Regions from separate parts of the Mus musculus genome. Here region 2 is linked to region 1. Evidence: chromatin loops called from intact Hi-C (ENCODE). Cell type or tissue: heart. All regions are shown on one strand.

Region 1 (8,000 bases):
GCGTAGCAAGCTAAACACAGGATGCAACTTGCCCAAAGCTTTTAGGCACAGATCTGGAATCTCAATCTAACCTCAAATCTTAGCCCCTAAGCTCTTTAGCTTTCCCTAATGCACCCAATCTGTTACATAAACTCTTTCTGCTCTTGTTTATGTAACCCTACGTGGGCTTCAAAGACAAGGCTGTCTCTGATTCCTCTAGTCTTTCACACAGGATCACAAACTGCCCCCATAGCGTTCTTTCACCTGCCACGGGCTCTGTGGTATCTAGGACACGGGTCAGGACTAAGATACATAGCTCGGGGGCGGTGGGGGGAGAGCAAAGGCCCTGGGTTTGATCCCTAGGAGAGGATGGGGAGGAAGGAGAAGAACCAGCTGAGTGATGCCCCAATGGGTAGGTTATTAAGGATGCCTTATACATTTGACTATCTTCATAAGCTACTGTAAAATCCTCAACGAACAAGAAAGAGAAGAGACCCCAACCAGCAACAGAGAAGGTGAGGCAGGAGATTTACATGCCCAGGGCCAACTTGGGCTATCTTGTGAACACAGAGTGAGACCCTATGAGAAGAAAAGCATGAGAGTCCACCTAGAAACAGCCCTCAACCAGACAGCCTTCTGAAGAGACCTCACGGTTTAAATATCCCTTTGTGAGGGCCAAATCTCTGTGCTCTGGCCTTTAACCCAGAACATTCATCAGTAACTTCTTTAAAATCCACACCTGAGACAGTTACTTTTCTGCCTTTCTCATGCTTGTTTGGAAATAGTCTTCCTTTAGTGAAAATTCTGCTTCCTTGCTTTGCTCTGTTCTTCTACTTGTGTGGGTGAGGTCCAACAGAAAGGGTCCAGGCAGTCAGGTTCCTGGAGGCCCCACTGGCATCTTTAACCAACAACTCTGTACAAACAGAGCTCATTCTATGCCATTTTCCTTTATCTGTACTTACAACAGCCGGTGAGGGGACATGGATGCTGGCGACAGATCTCGGACGGACGTGGTTGGCCAGGTGGCAGAGGACGACACCATCCATGAGTGCCGCCCCCAGGTCTTCATGAAGGGTCACCTTCAGCCTCATCTCGATGCTCTGGGGATGGGAAGCAGAAAGAGCCAGTTTGCTACGGTGGTAAATACACCTGCAAGTATGTATAAACCCAAGTGCTCTTGTCAGTGAGGGGACAAACATAAGAATGTCTGGAGATGGGGTGATGGTTTTGTCAGGAAAGTGTTTGCAAGGATGCGAGTTTGATAGCAGACCCCAGAGAGTCTGACATGGCAGTGTGTGCCTGTAATCCCAGCCGCTGGGCAAGTGGATTCTAGGGGATCCTGAGACTTGCTAGCCAGCCAGATTAATCTAGTCAGTAAGGTCCAGGCGAGTGAGAGAGACCCTGAATCAAAACCAAAAATGTACGTAACACCTCGGGTTATCTCTTTTCCGCCACATACATGTGCATATTCACACACACATACATGCTCACTCTCACACATCGACATGCATACCCCAGACACACAGTGAATGTCTGGAAAACACTCACATTCATTAAATATCTCAAGTATTAAAAAAAAAAAAAAACGCTCTGTATAAAGACAGATACGGTTGTGTTGAAATGTCTGAATTAGAAGCTGCAGAACTGAAACTGGGATGGTGCGCAAGGGAGGCCTCCAGGCCAGCTTTTCCAACACACAGAGCGCTGCGTGATTCTGCGCATCGCGCTCAGGCACAGGCCACGCCCCAGTACCTCTCGGAGTTGCTCCACCAGCTCCTTCTCCTCTCTCATCTGCTCCATCTTCCTCCGGATCGTAAACTGTGGGTCTATAGATTCCAAGTTTCTCTGCGGTCTTAGAAACACTTCAATAGAAATGGAGAAAGAAACCAATCTGTATTACCACACAGGGCTATTCCTAATTTCAGATAAATTATTTACTTATTCCAGATTGTTTTATCATTCACTCTCACAGAGAAATTCCAGAGTCATAGCAAGAGTTGGCTGTGAATGCTCTAAGGGACACAGGTCTCCTGAGTTACCCTTCTGGGTTGTGTGCACTGCAGAACTCGGTTTGAGCTGAAAATAAACTGAATTGAGAGACAGGTCTCATCGGAGTGGAGATGAGACTATGCTGTCACTACTCAGACAAAAGCTGTCATCTGTCATCATGTCCAGTGTTACCTTCTGTTCTAATCGATATTCTAATCATATGTTTTCTCTTTCTTTAAATTAAGTAATTTTGATCAAATAAAAAGATGTTAGAATTGATGCTATTGTAGAACTACATATTCTGACTTCTGTCCCATCACTGGCCAGGTGTTCAAACATTCAGCTCGAGTGCAGGTGACAGTCTAAAACGCTGGCTGGACTAGAGGGGACTCTATCACCACTGGCTTGAGGATCTTAGGCTTCCTACAGAGCAGTGACTGAAAACATTGCTTTGTCGGAAGGAATAAAGAAAACACATACTCTCGGGGATAGAAAGATAGGTCAGCAGTTATAAACAATGTCTGCTCTTCCAGAGGACCCAGGTTCGATTCCCAGCACCTACATGGTGGTTCACAATTATCTTTAACTCCAGTTCCAGAGGATCTGACCTTCTCTTTTAGCTTCTGAGGGTACCAGGGATACACATGGCAAACAGACACACACATAGACAAAACATCCATATGCATAAAATAACAATAAATAAATCTCTTTTTAAGTTAAACCCAGCACTGTACAGAACAGGACAGAACAAATGAACAATGGGGGAAAAAAAAAACTCGCAAAAATCATATGCTCTAAACTTCAAGGTGATAACATCAATTGGGATGATTAAAATATATTCTCCGTGTGGCTTTGCACCATCTTTGCACCTGTGGGGCCATGCCAGGAACAGGATGTCTAAAAACCAAGTGTATGAGGAGGGCTGTGTTTGCATGGACTTTTTTGCTGGTTGTAAGGGAGGTCTCAGTAGCTAATGAGAGCACAGCTCTTCGTAACGTTGAAGGTGTGTGTGCCGGAGATGAAACTAAATTCTCCTTAGGTAAGAGATGTGCTTAGGTATATAGAGTAAAACACAATCCAAGGACTCCCAGAGGCAAACCAAACAAAACCAGAGTGCTCTAGGGAAAGATAACTCTGGCCCAGGGAAACCTTGGCGTAGTTTGCACCAAATTCTCAAACAATCTCTTTGCAAAGGGCAGCGGACACAAAATCTGTGGGATGCCACACCCCACAGATGTAAGCTAATGAAAATTAAATAAAAGTGGATTTACAGTCTTATAAAGATGTTTTACATGTAAAGAATGATTTTAGTAGCTGGGCAGGGAGGCACACGCCTTTTATCCCAGCACTTGGAAAACAGATGCAGACAGATCTCTGTGAGTTAATGACTACCCTGGTGAATCATACGCCAGTCAGAGCTAGACAGAGAGGCCCTGTATCAAAAAGGGGAGGGTGTGTGTGTGTTCATTTTAGCAGAAGTCTTAAGTTTTTCTTTTTAGAGATTTTTTTTTTTTTTGCCTGAAGACACAAGGCTGTTGGGGAGTGGGATGGTCTGGTTTTCTATGTAGAGATGTTTAGATGGGGCTAGGAGGTGGTGGTAGGACAAAGCCACTCCAAACAATCTGTGCAAAGAACTCCTATGTAAGAAACCACCACCCCAAGTAAGAGGGATGGACGCCCGACTGCAGCAGTTACAGCCATGGTCATAGAAATAATGCTGAATACAAAGGACCTACAACGTTCATTTGGCCATTTCTTACAATGGTTCAGTTTGTCACCCTTTGAAGAGTAAATATGGCTCACAAGTATAACACATTGAGGAAAAGGCCCATGCATGCTTCGAGTGATTAAATACCCAGCACTGTGAGGCTGTATCCATCTCTGTCTTCCAGTTTTCTTTTTACATGGGTTCAAAGATTCTAGAACCAAGATGCCTGGAAAGATGAGGTGGATGCCATCGTTGACTGATACAGTTCACGGAGAATGAGGCTGAGTGCATGAGCACAAGGCTTTCCGGAGCCACAGAAAGGAGGTTGTGCCCCCCGTCTCAGGATGGAAGTGAACCAAAAGGTCACTGGTTAAAAAAGCCAAAGGCTTGTCCACTCAGGAGTCTCTCACCAAGGCCCCACAGGAGCCAAAGTCCACAGGACGTAAGATTGGTCAGAGCAAGAATGGAAAAAGGCAGAGCAAGAACAGAAAAAGGCAAAGCTCGCAAAAGAAGGGTGAGGTGATGGGGCAGCTGGGCTCTGAGAGGAACGTGATGGAGAAAGGACATTAGAAGCCTGAGAGAGCAAACTGCACCTGCCAGAGGAAGTCCAGCAACTAAAAGAAAATACAATGTAAAACCCAAAAGCAACCTCTTCTCACAAAGATGTTAATTGAATTTACCAAAAAAAGTCAAGGAATGTGGACGGAGCTTGGTAGTGCACACACATGTCACCAAGGGGCGCCGTGACCCTATTCTAACAGTTTGCTGTTTGCTTTGGAGGCCATTTCCCTTTTGACTTTATTCTGGGGAAATCTTATCTAATACGGCATGCTTAATACTTTCAATATGTTTTTATTGGACGATTTCATTCCGAATATGAAAATATGAGGAAGTTAAGTGACCTGCAATCTCTGGGGTAACTGCACACACTCGAGCATGTATGTTAGCAGAGCAGCGTGAGGGATATCAGAGTGATACCATCAGGTCTGGCTCTTAATTTCCTGGCATGCCTGTTTATTTTAAAGTCCTTTGCAAATTACAAAAGCAAAAGTGCCCACTGGGGTAGATTTCTGTGACTAGCAAGCAATCACCAAGCGTTGAAGGTCTCTCAGCTGTCCTTTCTATTTTAAAACAAATATTTCAAATGTACATGCAGTGATTAGAAATGAGAAGCATATGAGTATATACACTAAAATTATATAATTAATTATAACTACCGTGAACGGTTTGAAAATAAAGAAACTCTTTCAGCTAATAAGCCTGCCAGCTTACTTCTTTCTGGATCAAGTCTTCAGGGAATTGATGCCTATGAGAATTATCCTGACTGGTGTTAACTCCCTACCATTGCATTTCAAGAGCTGTTTAATGATTAAGGGGCACGTCACTAACAGTGAGAACAGGACATAAGACCTGCTGGCTGTAGCTCACTTAGCAGGAGACAATCTCTAAACATGGCCTATTGAGGAGGTTGAGACATGCATACAGAGGACTCCGCTGATCTTTCCATCCTTGAAAGTCTCTGGTCTCTTCACTGTATCCCTGAACTGGCATAATCTCTACTTCCTGTGAATGCCCAAAGATAATTAGCTGCGTACCTCTTGGCACTTATCATTCTGTATTACCCCATAAAATCCATAGCTCTGCAAGAGCCCAGTTGCAGGCTCTTTCTGCATCCCACAAAGCTGTGTGCTGAGACGCATGTTTGTTGAGGAGTAAATGAAACCTGTGTTTCAAAACCTCCCAGGAAAGACAGGAGTAAGGATCTGAAGATCATCTTTGCAGAAATGACCTTACCCTGGTGATTCATTTCTTAATTTCTCCTCTGACAGAAAAAAAAAAAATCCCAAATTACTCTCCAGATCTGAACACATTAACTTCCAAATTTAGGTTCCACAACAGTGGAGACTGTCTGGTTGTAATGTTAGAGGCACGCTTAGCATAGGGAAGCACTTAGCAGGGGTACGAAACACGAACACAAAACCCATTCTCCAAGTGTCACCTTTCAGCTAAGCAAAGAGAGCTCACAGTGCTAAACCATACACTAAGTGAACCTTACCATGACACTGAGACAAAAAAACAAACAAACAAAACCTATGCACTTTGCTTCTCTGTGGAAGCACAGGGCTTTGAAACTTAGCTTCCTCTTCCTTGGAAGTTAAGAATGCGGACTAGAGTGCCTTTTAATAGATTCAAATGCAAGGCAGGGATACCGTGACAAGTATAAGCTTTAGACTGCGACTCTTAGGAGTTAGAAATCAGGCAAATGAATTCATCCATTTCCTTCTGGAGCACCAAGTAAATCAGGTCCCTTTACTGCCCTTCAAATGCTGAAATAGCCCTTCCATTATCTTGAGCAGTTTATTTAACTCACATGTCAATGTGCACATAAACAATGTATCTCTGTCTACCACGGACACATAAATGACAAAGAGGTAAATGCTTAGGCTCTGTCACTTACTATCTCTGAACATGGGGACCAGACATTCTAATCTGAAGCCAGAGCTGAGAGTCCCCGAGGAGCTCCCACGCCCTCGGCATCCTTACTTTTGTACTGGGGAGAATAAGACCTCAATGCTACGCTGTCATCACCAAGGAAACCAAGATGCCTATAAACTGGCTGGAGATGGATGTCCCCTCACTCACTGTCACACAAAGATCAATTCTAAGTAAGTCTAGAGTGGTGCCCACCAATTCACCAGGAATGAAAAGGCAGAAACACCTCAAGCGAGGCCAGGACTGGCTTTTGACTTCCAAGTGAATGGGAAAGGGGAAGACGAAGCCACAAACGAAGGCACAAGAATTAGGGCAGGGGAAGAGGATGGGTTCTCAGGAAGTGAAGGCACCCCAGGCTGTGGTGGGGCAGGCAGCGCCACAGATGGACGTCCATGTCATGCTGTCCCTCTGAGAAGAATGATTTCAGAAACTGTGGGTCTCCAGATGTTCAAGGTCCTTCCCGCCTGTCCCCCATTTTTTTCTTTTTTTAAAAATCTCTTTGAAGACCATGTTACAAAGACAATGGTGAATTTAAAATGAGCTCAATCTGGAACAGAACGTTAGAAGGGATTTAAATGAAAAGAGAAATCTTTGTGTACAAAGATGGGCAATGAGATGAATACTCTAAGTTTGACCAAGTTAATAATGAAACGTCATGATTATCTAAGGTATCTTGTTTGCAAGGCTGGACAGCTGTGGTGTCAGATAATGAAAAAACAACACAATTGTGGAGATAAGCATTTCTGGACATGCCAAGAAAGCCCACAGAGTAGAAGAGTCTGTTTCTATGGAAGCGTTAAGGACAACACAGTGAGTGGGCTACATTCCTCAGCTTTTCCACTGAGTTAGGAAGCACTGCAGTCACAAGGCCAAGTCTCATGCGCAGGGACTGAAAAGGTATGTGACACTATGGACAAACTGCAAATAAAGAAAAAAATGTAAACCATCAGAAACATCTGACATGGTTGCCCGATCCAGAGGAATATGAAAACAATCCTTTTATTACTGCTGTGGTATAATGTGGTTAGGCTCCTGATTTGTTATACACAGGGGGAAAAAAGGCCATGTAATAAATGCAAAGTTATTTTGTTTTTAAATGTTCATAATGGTTATTGGCTGTGGACATCTCAGAATTTTTAATAAAAAGAAGACTGGCCCAGTACCGCCCACATCAGCTCCTCACCTGTCCAATGAAGGATGGTTTGTCTGACAGGTGACAGTTAAGACCTGCAATACAGACCTCCTATCTGAGCTCTATCACAGCCACATACCAGCATAGAAATTCTGCTGTTAAAAGTCTTTAGACCTTTCCAGGATTGAAAAAAACAAAAACAAAAAAACATGGCCCTCTGGTTTCAGATATTACTCCTCAGGAAATAACTCACACATGAATCTTTCATAATAGCCTTATTTCCAATAGAGAGCATTATACCTATAGTAGCCAGGATTTCATAAAACAGAAACACTTCTTTTTCATAGCTTGATCTTCCGGTTTTATACCAAAGAACAGCTTAGAAAGAAAAATTCTCTCTAACCCTCCTCCTCCTCCTTCTCTTCCTCCTCCTGTCGGTGCTCAGAATTTAAAGCAGGATGACATAAGGAGGGGATTTTGTATCATGATTGCTCTTTAAAAAAATCATGACTATTTTCAGTGAAAATTTTTGAGACCTGCAGTGCTCAAGCTGTGGGTTGTGACCCTTCAGAGGGTTGGACATCCCTTTCCACTCGAGTCCCTTACTGGCAGACAACAAAGATGACTCATAACAGAAACAAGATTACAGTTATGAATTAGCAATGGAAATAATTTAATGATTGGGAGGTCATCAAAACA
Region 2 (8,000 bases), 200 kb after region 1:
GAAGGGCAGAGGGATCCACCATAGGTAAAACTGGTAAATGTTTATGGCTAAAAACAGAGGAGAAAACAAGCGATTGGCCCTCATGCCTGAGACCTCACTGAGGATACTAAAGTGCCAGCTGCTTTCAATATTTTGTAAAGATTAAAAAGAAAGAAGAAAATCTTACTGTTTTGTTAACATATATCATCTCTTCTAATCTTCCCTGGATAATACCCCTCCCTGTTAACTTTTCTTCAGAACTGGGGACTACAGTTTGAAATTGAACTAACTTGCGCCACAACACACATTTCTTAAAACAATGATGCTTGGGATCACTTTCCTTTTAAAATACCACACAGTTCCGGGGTGTTTTCACCAGCCCGCTGCCTTCAGTGGATAAAGAGGACCTGGGAGATCCAACCCGGTGGTTACAGAAAGACCCTAACTGAGTCACGACACTTGGAGTCGGAGTCACGACACTTGTTACATACCAAAAAGAGAAGTGTGGAACCACAGCACTGCTGGCCTTCATTTCTACTCTTCCCTTGGTAGACATCCCATCCCACAGCCTGGATGATGCTTGAGGCAGTGTCCAGATGAGAGCCACACATAGGGGAAAGGTCACTTCTTCTAAGATAAACATCCCTCCTTCAGCCCCAGGCTCTTCTTCCAGCTAATTGGTCAGAACCGAGTCACGTGGTTGCCTCTACTATTTGAACTAGGCTTACCATTAGCTGGCCTAATAGAGTCAAGATTGACTGTAGCAGCTAGGGTGTGTGTGTGTGTGTGTGTGTGTGTGTGTGTGTAACTTCCAAATGAGCCAAAGCAGTTTAGCTGTCTCACAAGTCTGGTTGATTTTCTCAGCCTTCTGTGGTCTTTGAGCTCTTTGACAGCTATGTAGAGACCTCGTTAAACTGTAGTAAATTTTTGTGTACCCAAAATCAGGGTACACGAGGATGCAATGGGTGATTGTTTTGTATGGCTTAGTTGTGTATCTATTTGTAAATTCAGCTCTTTGGTCCTTATCAGCCTGTGTGGTTATTTAAATCTCCCACATGGGTTATAATAGCTTATTAATTCCCTTACTAATCACTGTGTTAAATAAAGCCTTTGACAAGTTGAGTTTGTAACTTTTATGCCTTTAAAGAGATTTGCCTTTTCCTTAAAATTGTGGAGACCCTATAAAGAAAAAAAAATACCAAACCCACCAAACAAAAGGTAGATATCAAAAGTACATACTGTAGTGGCATTCTAAGGAATTTCAGGAAAGAGATTTAGTAAGGCAGGTGAAGAAACAAAGGTGTTGCCTGCCAATTGTTGGAACAGCTTCCTGAGAAAAAAGATGCTGAACTCTTTTTTTTCCTCTTTTGTTTTTCAATCAAGGGTTTCTCTGTGAAACCCCCCCCCCCCCCAGCTGTCCTGGAACTCACTCTGTAAACCAGGTGGGCCTGGGACTTGAAGATCTGCCTGTGTCTGCCTCCCCACCCAGCTAGATGGTGAGTTCTTACATTGGAAACTCGGTAGAGGAGTGTTATCCCCTTTTTCTATCAGCATGTGGACTTCACTGAAGAGAGCGACAGAGCTCATCAAGCCGACCTGTTTGTTACCTGTCTGCCCACCATAGACACAGACTCGGAGAACATTTGAGAAACCTGTGTTACGCTTTGATCATCATGTGAGACCACAGTTAACTCTGGCAGGCTTATCGGTCTGGCAGTTAGTCTAGTTGTTAGCAGCTAGACTCCAGCTGAACAAGGCATGGGTCAGTTTGGACAGGTTCAGGCCACAGGCAGTATGAGCAAAATGCTAGTCCCGGGGGACTGTTCACCCTCATACCCAAAATAAGTCACATTTACATTTGCAGGGAAAGTTTGTTGGAACTTGATACTGGTGACCTTTTGAAAATATATCACAAATCAATTTTCTTACTAAAAAAAGTCATTGCCATCTCATTTTCTATTCCATTTCAAGAGATCTCTTTGAGACTAGTTTAGGTTTTTTTTTTCTACCATTTGTGCTATTCAAACAAGACATGAATAGTTTAGATATAGATTGTCCCAGGAGAATAGTGTTACTGTCAATGTAACCTAGTTAGTAAGAAATACTAAGAGGGCTGAGGGGATGGCTCAGCCCTTAAGTGAAGAACGCCTCTTGCAGAGAATTCAGTTTGGTCCCCAGCATCCACATCAGGTGGCTCACAACTGCCTGTAACTCCAGCTCTGGCGGAACTAACACTTTTAGCCCCTGTGGGCACCTGCACACACACACACACACACACACACACACACGTAAAAGTTAATAAAAAATAAATATTTTTAAAAAGAAAATGGGGCTGGAGAGATGTCTCAGAGGTTAAGAGCACTGACTGCTCTTCTGAAGGTCCTGAGTTCAATTCCCAGCAGCCACATGATGGCCCACAACCATCTGTAATGGGATCTGATGCCTTCTTCTGGGGTGTCTGAGGACAGCGACAGTGTAATTACATATAATAAATAAATAAATACATACATCTTTAAAAAATAAAAAGAAAATGAATACATTGGTTGTATGAAAAACTCTAAGTATGAATATAAACATCATAGTTATCGAAGGCATGCATAGAAGGATTTGTTACAGAAAAATCACTCGTAACTGTTCAGCACTGTGAAAAGTAATAATATGGATTCCTGTTATTAATTGCTAAAACTCACATTTTGTATCCAAGTATGGTTTCCATAATTTTATGTGTGAAAGGTTTTCCTTCTAAATATATCCATGGAGATGCACTTTTACACAAGTTGACTTGTCTTACTTGGGGTTACGCTATTGCGATGAACCACCACGACCAAAAGCAATCTGGGGAGGAAAGGGTTTCTTTGCCTTACACTTCCGTGTTGTATTCACCACTGAAGAAGTAAGGACAGGAACTCAAACAGGTCAGGGGCCTGAAGGCAGGAGCTGATGCAGAGGCCATGGGGTAGTGCTGCTTACTGGCTTGCTCAGCCTGCTTTCTTAAAGAACCCAGGACCACCAGCCCAGGCCTGGGCCCTCCTCCACCAATCACTAACTAGGAAAATGCTCTATGGGCTTGCCTATAAGCAAGATCTTAGGGAGGCATTTCCTCAGCTGAGGTTCCCTCTGCTCAGATAACTACAGTTTGTATAAGGTTGACGTAAAACTCGCCAGCACATAACTCTAATAGTGAAAGTGGTTCTAATTTGCTTTACATATTTTTAAAAAGATCTCTGAGTGTGTGTGTGTGTGTGTGTGTGTGTGTGTGTGTGTGTGTGTGTTGGGTGTGTGTGTGTGTTTTGTGTGTGTGTGTGTGTGTGTCTGTCTGTCTGTCTGTCTGTCTATGTGAATGTATGCCCTGTGCATGTAGGTGCCTAAGGAGGTCAGAAAAGACTATCTCATCCCCTGGAGCTGGACTTATAAGGAAAACAGTGAGACTCTGAGCCATTGAGCTGTCTCACTGCTGTAAGAAGCCGCCTGGGAATTTAGCCTTAATCTTAGAAAAGGAGAAGTAACTCCTGAAGATAGAAAGCCAGGAGGATGGTGTGGGGGAGGAGCATAGGCAGAGGAGGAGGTATTGGTGGGGGGAAGAGCTGGGCAGCAGAGGTATTGGTGGCCTTTGCCACTCTTTAGAGAGTGAGGAAGCTTAGCAGGAGGCCTTAGAGCAGATACCAAGGATGGGTAAACGCTGGAGCTCCGCTGGGTAAAGAACAGCGAGGCTCTTCTAGGGACCCAGACAAAGTCTCTGTTTGAGTCAATGAGAAAATTCCAGAAATGGTGTCGGTTGTACAAAAAGGTGAATGCATTCAATGTCACAGAATTTCACACTTTAAATAGGTTAAGATTATGGCAACACACACACACACACACACACACACACACACACACACTTCAATGGTTATAAATATGTACATGTTTTGCCACAATAAAAAAAGAAAGCCTTGAAATGTCATGTTTGATATCGAGGCTTGAGTCTCAGATTATTGAGGGCAACAGTTTCAGCTCTACGGGTAAACTGAGGTAGATGAGGTCAGAGAGCTCGCAACCAGAGACTCAGGCAGGACTAACACTGAAGCCCAGCTCACAGTTCCCCAGGCCTCTTATCCCTACACTGTCAACAACTGGGGTTTTGGGGACACACAGTGGCATAGACACCACGCCCTCAGAGCACTGCCCACTCCTTGTTTGTCTGTTTATGTGTCTGGTTCATTTTAGATGATAAACTCATTGAGGGCAGGGCCCTTGGGTTTGTACAGATGTTTCAACAGCCAGCAGCTTGCCCACACATAGTAAAACCTGAAGGAAGATTTGCTAAGTGGATGAATAAATAAACAAAGGAGCCAACTTCCCATGGGCCAGCAGAGGCTACCCAGGCTGGGAGATGAGTATCAAGAAGCAATCTGGATGTTTCTTTGCTTCGTTCATCAGCTATAGACTATTAGACCTGAATCTGAATGCAAGAAACAATAATTTAGTTAAAAAAAAATATATATATATATATATATATTGAGTTTGAAAAACAATATCATTATCCACATTCATGAAAAATTACATGAAGATATATGTTTACAATTTTATTAGAGAGCAGAAGCACACATTAAAGAATAAGGTTCCCTCCCCCACCCCCCACCCCAGATGCCCTTGAACTTTGGGACCTGTTTCAAACTTTACAGTGCATGGTAGCTGTTTTCAAGAAAAGTGAAGTCTGGTGCCCTCTTGTGGTTTTCTATTTAAAAGACAACTGTAATGAAGTTCTGTGTTGCTGGGGCATGTGTATTCAATCATGCCTAATTGCTGTCTTTGAGACCCGTTGCTGCTTTCACTGGCATGTCTCTTAGCAAATTCATATCAGAATGTTCCACAGGCTAAAGGTATAGTTATGTGGTTGTAATCTTTTTGTATAAGCTTATGAAGTTGCTTTAGTAAATGCGTAATGAGACCACAGATGAAAGATCTTTTCATAATTCCACAGTCTCAGAAGGTCAAGGCCAGAAGAATTCAGGATCTAGCACATGTCTTTTTTTCCTGGTAGCTCCTCTATCATTGTCTCCCTCAACCCTCAGACAACTAGCTGCTCATCTTTCAAGGTGCTCTTTCTTTCTTTCTTTCTTTCTTTCTTTCTTTCTTTCTTTCTTTCTTTCTTTCTTTCTTCCTTCCTTCCTTCCTTTCTTTCTTTCTTTCTTTCTTTCTTTCTTTCTTTCTCCTCCTCCTCCTCCTCCTCCTCCTCCTAGTGTGACACATATGTATAGGCATATGAATATGCATACCCACCCACATGCATACATTTAGAGACCCAATGATATCAGATGTCTTCCACTACAGCTCTCGGCTTATAACCTCTAGATGGGTCCCTTCATTGAACAGGAAGTTTGGTGCTTTGGCTGGGCTGAACAAGAAGTTGCTAGGAGGATCTGTCTATCTCTGCCCCCATCCCCATTCTGCGATTACAGCCATGATCATCAATGTGGACAATGGGGATTAAAACTTGGGCTCTTGTCTTAGTTAGGGTTTTACTGCTGTGAACAGACACCATGACCAAGGCAAGTCTTATAAAAAACAACATTTAATTGGGGCTGGCTTATAGGTTCAGAGGTTCAGTCCATTATCATCAAGGTGGGAGCATGGCAGCATCCAGGCAGGCATAGTGCATGCAGAGCTGTGAGTTCTATGTCTTCATTCAAAGGCTGCTAGTAGAAGACTGATTTCCAGGCAACTAGGGTGAGGATCTTATGCCCACACTCACAGTGACACACCTACTCCAACCAGGTCACACCTATTCCAACAAGGCCACACCTCCAAATGGTGCCACTCCCTGGTTCAAGAATATACAAACCATCACAGTTCTCCTTATCACAGAGCAAGAGCTTTTACACATTAAGCTGTTTCCCAGGTTAAATACTAGTTTTTAACCAGGGCAATGGAAATATAATGTGAATAAATTGTTATATACATTTTTAAAAGATTTGTTTATTCATTTTAATGAGTACACTGTCACTGTCTTCAGACACACCAGAAGTGGGCATTGGATCTTATTACAGATGGTTGTGAGCCGCCATGTGTTTGCTGGGAACTGAACTCAGGGCCTCTGGAAGAGCAGTCAGTGCTCTTAACCACTGAGCCATCTCTCCTGCTTACTTTCAATTGCTGTATTAAAACATCCCAACCAAAAGCCACTTGGAGAGGAAGGGTTTGCTTGGCTTGCATGTCACATCACAGTCCATCATGAACTGAAGTCTGGTCCTGAAGGCAGGAACCCAGAGGAAGAAACTGAAGCAGAGGCCATGTGGGGAATGGTGCTTACTGGCTTCTTGCTCAGCCTGTGTTCTTATAGCACCCAGGACCCTGTCACCACCCCTAGTGACGTGGGTCCTCTTACATCAGTCATTAATGAGGAAAATTCCCCCATCAACTTGCCTACAGGCCCATCTGTTGGAGGCACTTTCTCAATTGAGGCTTCCTCTTCCCAGATGACCCTAGCTGGTGACAAAAAGTCTAGTCAGCACACAAGGGTACTTAGGCATCAATCCCTTGATTGTAAGTTATCCAATTTTAGTGGTCAGTCATGATCATATAAATACTAGCAGCACTGACAGACTCAGCAGGATGTGTGTGCATCTGTGTGTGTGTGCATCTGTGTGTGTGTGTGCATCTGTGTGTGTGCATCTGTGTGTGTGTATAATTTAATAATAATTAAAGAAGTAAAGGTTTTCTTTAATCATTTGAGGAGGCTAAGGGGTATGGGAAGAGTTGGAGGGTGACGAAGGAAGGGTGGAAATGATTTAAATAGAATATTCGTGTATAAAATTTTTAAAAACATACTTAAAATTTGATTTAAAATAATTATTTTCCCAATCACAAAGGGCTGGTAACTTGCCTTGTGTTCATCTGACTTTCATTAACAGACATGTTTCATGAGTGCAATTTCTGTCTTGAGGCCAATAACTGCTCACTCCTATCCACCCGAGGCTCAGCACGCTGAACAATAAATACCCATCCGGTGGGTCAATGAAATAGCCAGGCGCGAATTTGTGTTCAAAGCAAAGAACAGGCAAAAACTCTAAGTAGATCCTCTGTTTGTAACTTTGTATGTACAGATTCAGTTTGCACTGACTCAAAGATGTTGTTTAAATTCCTATGTAACTGAACCTGCACTGGCTTCATTTCTTGCCGGCCGTTCCTAAACAATGCAGAATAACAAAACACTTACGTAGACCTCACAGTTTATTAGGTGTTCTGAGTGATCGAGGGATGACTTCAGTATATGGGAATGTGATGGGGTACTCACCAGAGAAGACTGTTTGGATGGGTAGGCATATATGCACAAAACATTTTGGTAGATTTTAAAACCTTATTTAGATGCTAGAAGTAACCATCTCTACCCAGCAACCTTAATTAATCAGACTAAATAATGAATAGACTGAAATTATAGTCCTGGGCAGCAGTGAGTGTCAGGAGTGTTGTGTAGAACTCTCAAATACTGGACTCTGTAGTCTCTCTTCACTAGTTACACCGCTTATGTAACTGGTTTCTCTGCCTTCGCATCCTCACCTATAACAGAGACTAAAACTTGCGTGTTTTGCTATTTTTTTTAAAGTCTAATGCACACAGAGACCGACAGTTAGTACATTAATTTAAGCTGTTATTGATGCTTACGGTGTGGTTTCTGTCAGGTCAGCCTACATCAGGGAGCATCACTGTGTGATATTTTGCTTTTCTTTGTTCTAGCTTCAGACTGTGATGAGTGATTTCTTTCATAAAGTTTACCACATCTATCATGTTATCTTTGCCTTCAGGGTCACCTCTAACTCTCTCTCTGTCTCTGTCCCTGTCTCTGTCTCTCTCTCCCCCCGCCTCCTCATTTGCACCCCCTTGTGTATGTCTTGTCTATACCCCTGGACATGTCCTAATTTTGAGGGTCACTGGCTCAAGACAACTCCTTATGTCACTGGTTGGCATTCTTGCCCATATAGAAGGAGCCTACCCACTTGCTTTCCTGTGGGAATTGTTCTGAGTCCACCTTCCCCAAAGGA

The links. Hi-C counts contacts between places; a loop is a spot of excess contacts. Peaks named below come from ENCODE experiments on the same cell type or tissue, not always from the same donor. Only the 100,000 strongest peaks of a DNase experiment are listed, where the experiment ranks them.
Region 2: a loop joins it to region 1, with 10 times the contacts of the local background. A loop is called at or near these places in 7 of 42 quality-filtered maps.

The regions. Positions count from the first base shown.
Region 1 is chr14:74,784,550-74,792,549 of GRCm38, forward strand. Lrch1 (leucine-rich repeats and calponin homology (CH) domain containing 1) reads right to left here. Exons shown (of 19, transcript NM_001252132.1): 16 at 1,732-1,841; 17 at 942-1,079. Among named protein-coding and RNA genes, the nearest start is that of Gm52135, 30 kb to the right of the region's middle. In heart, a CTCF peak has its summit at 4,412; no DNase peak of the experiment used is centred here.
Region 2 is chr14:74,986,007-74,994,006 of GRCm38, forward strand. It overlaps Gm4278 (predicted gene 4278), which reads left to right. Exons shown (of 3, transcript NR_046078.1): 3 at 1-1,098. Among named protein-coding and RNA genes, the nearest start is that of Gm4278, 15 kb to the left of the region's middle. In heart, a CTCF peak has its summit at 4,701 (motif pointing left); no DNase peak of the experiment used is centred here; H3K27ac peaks cover 294 bases.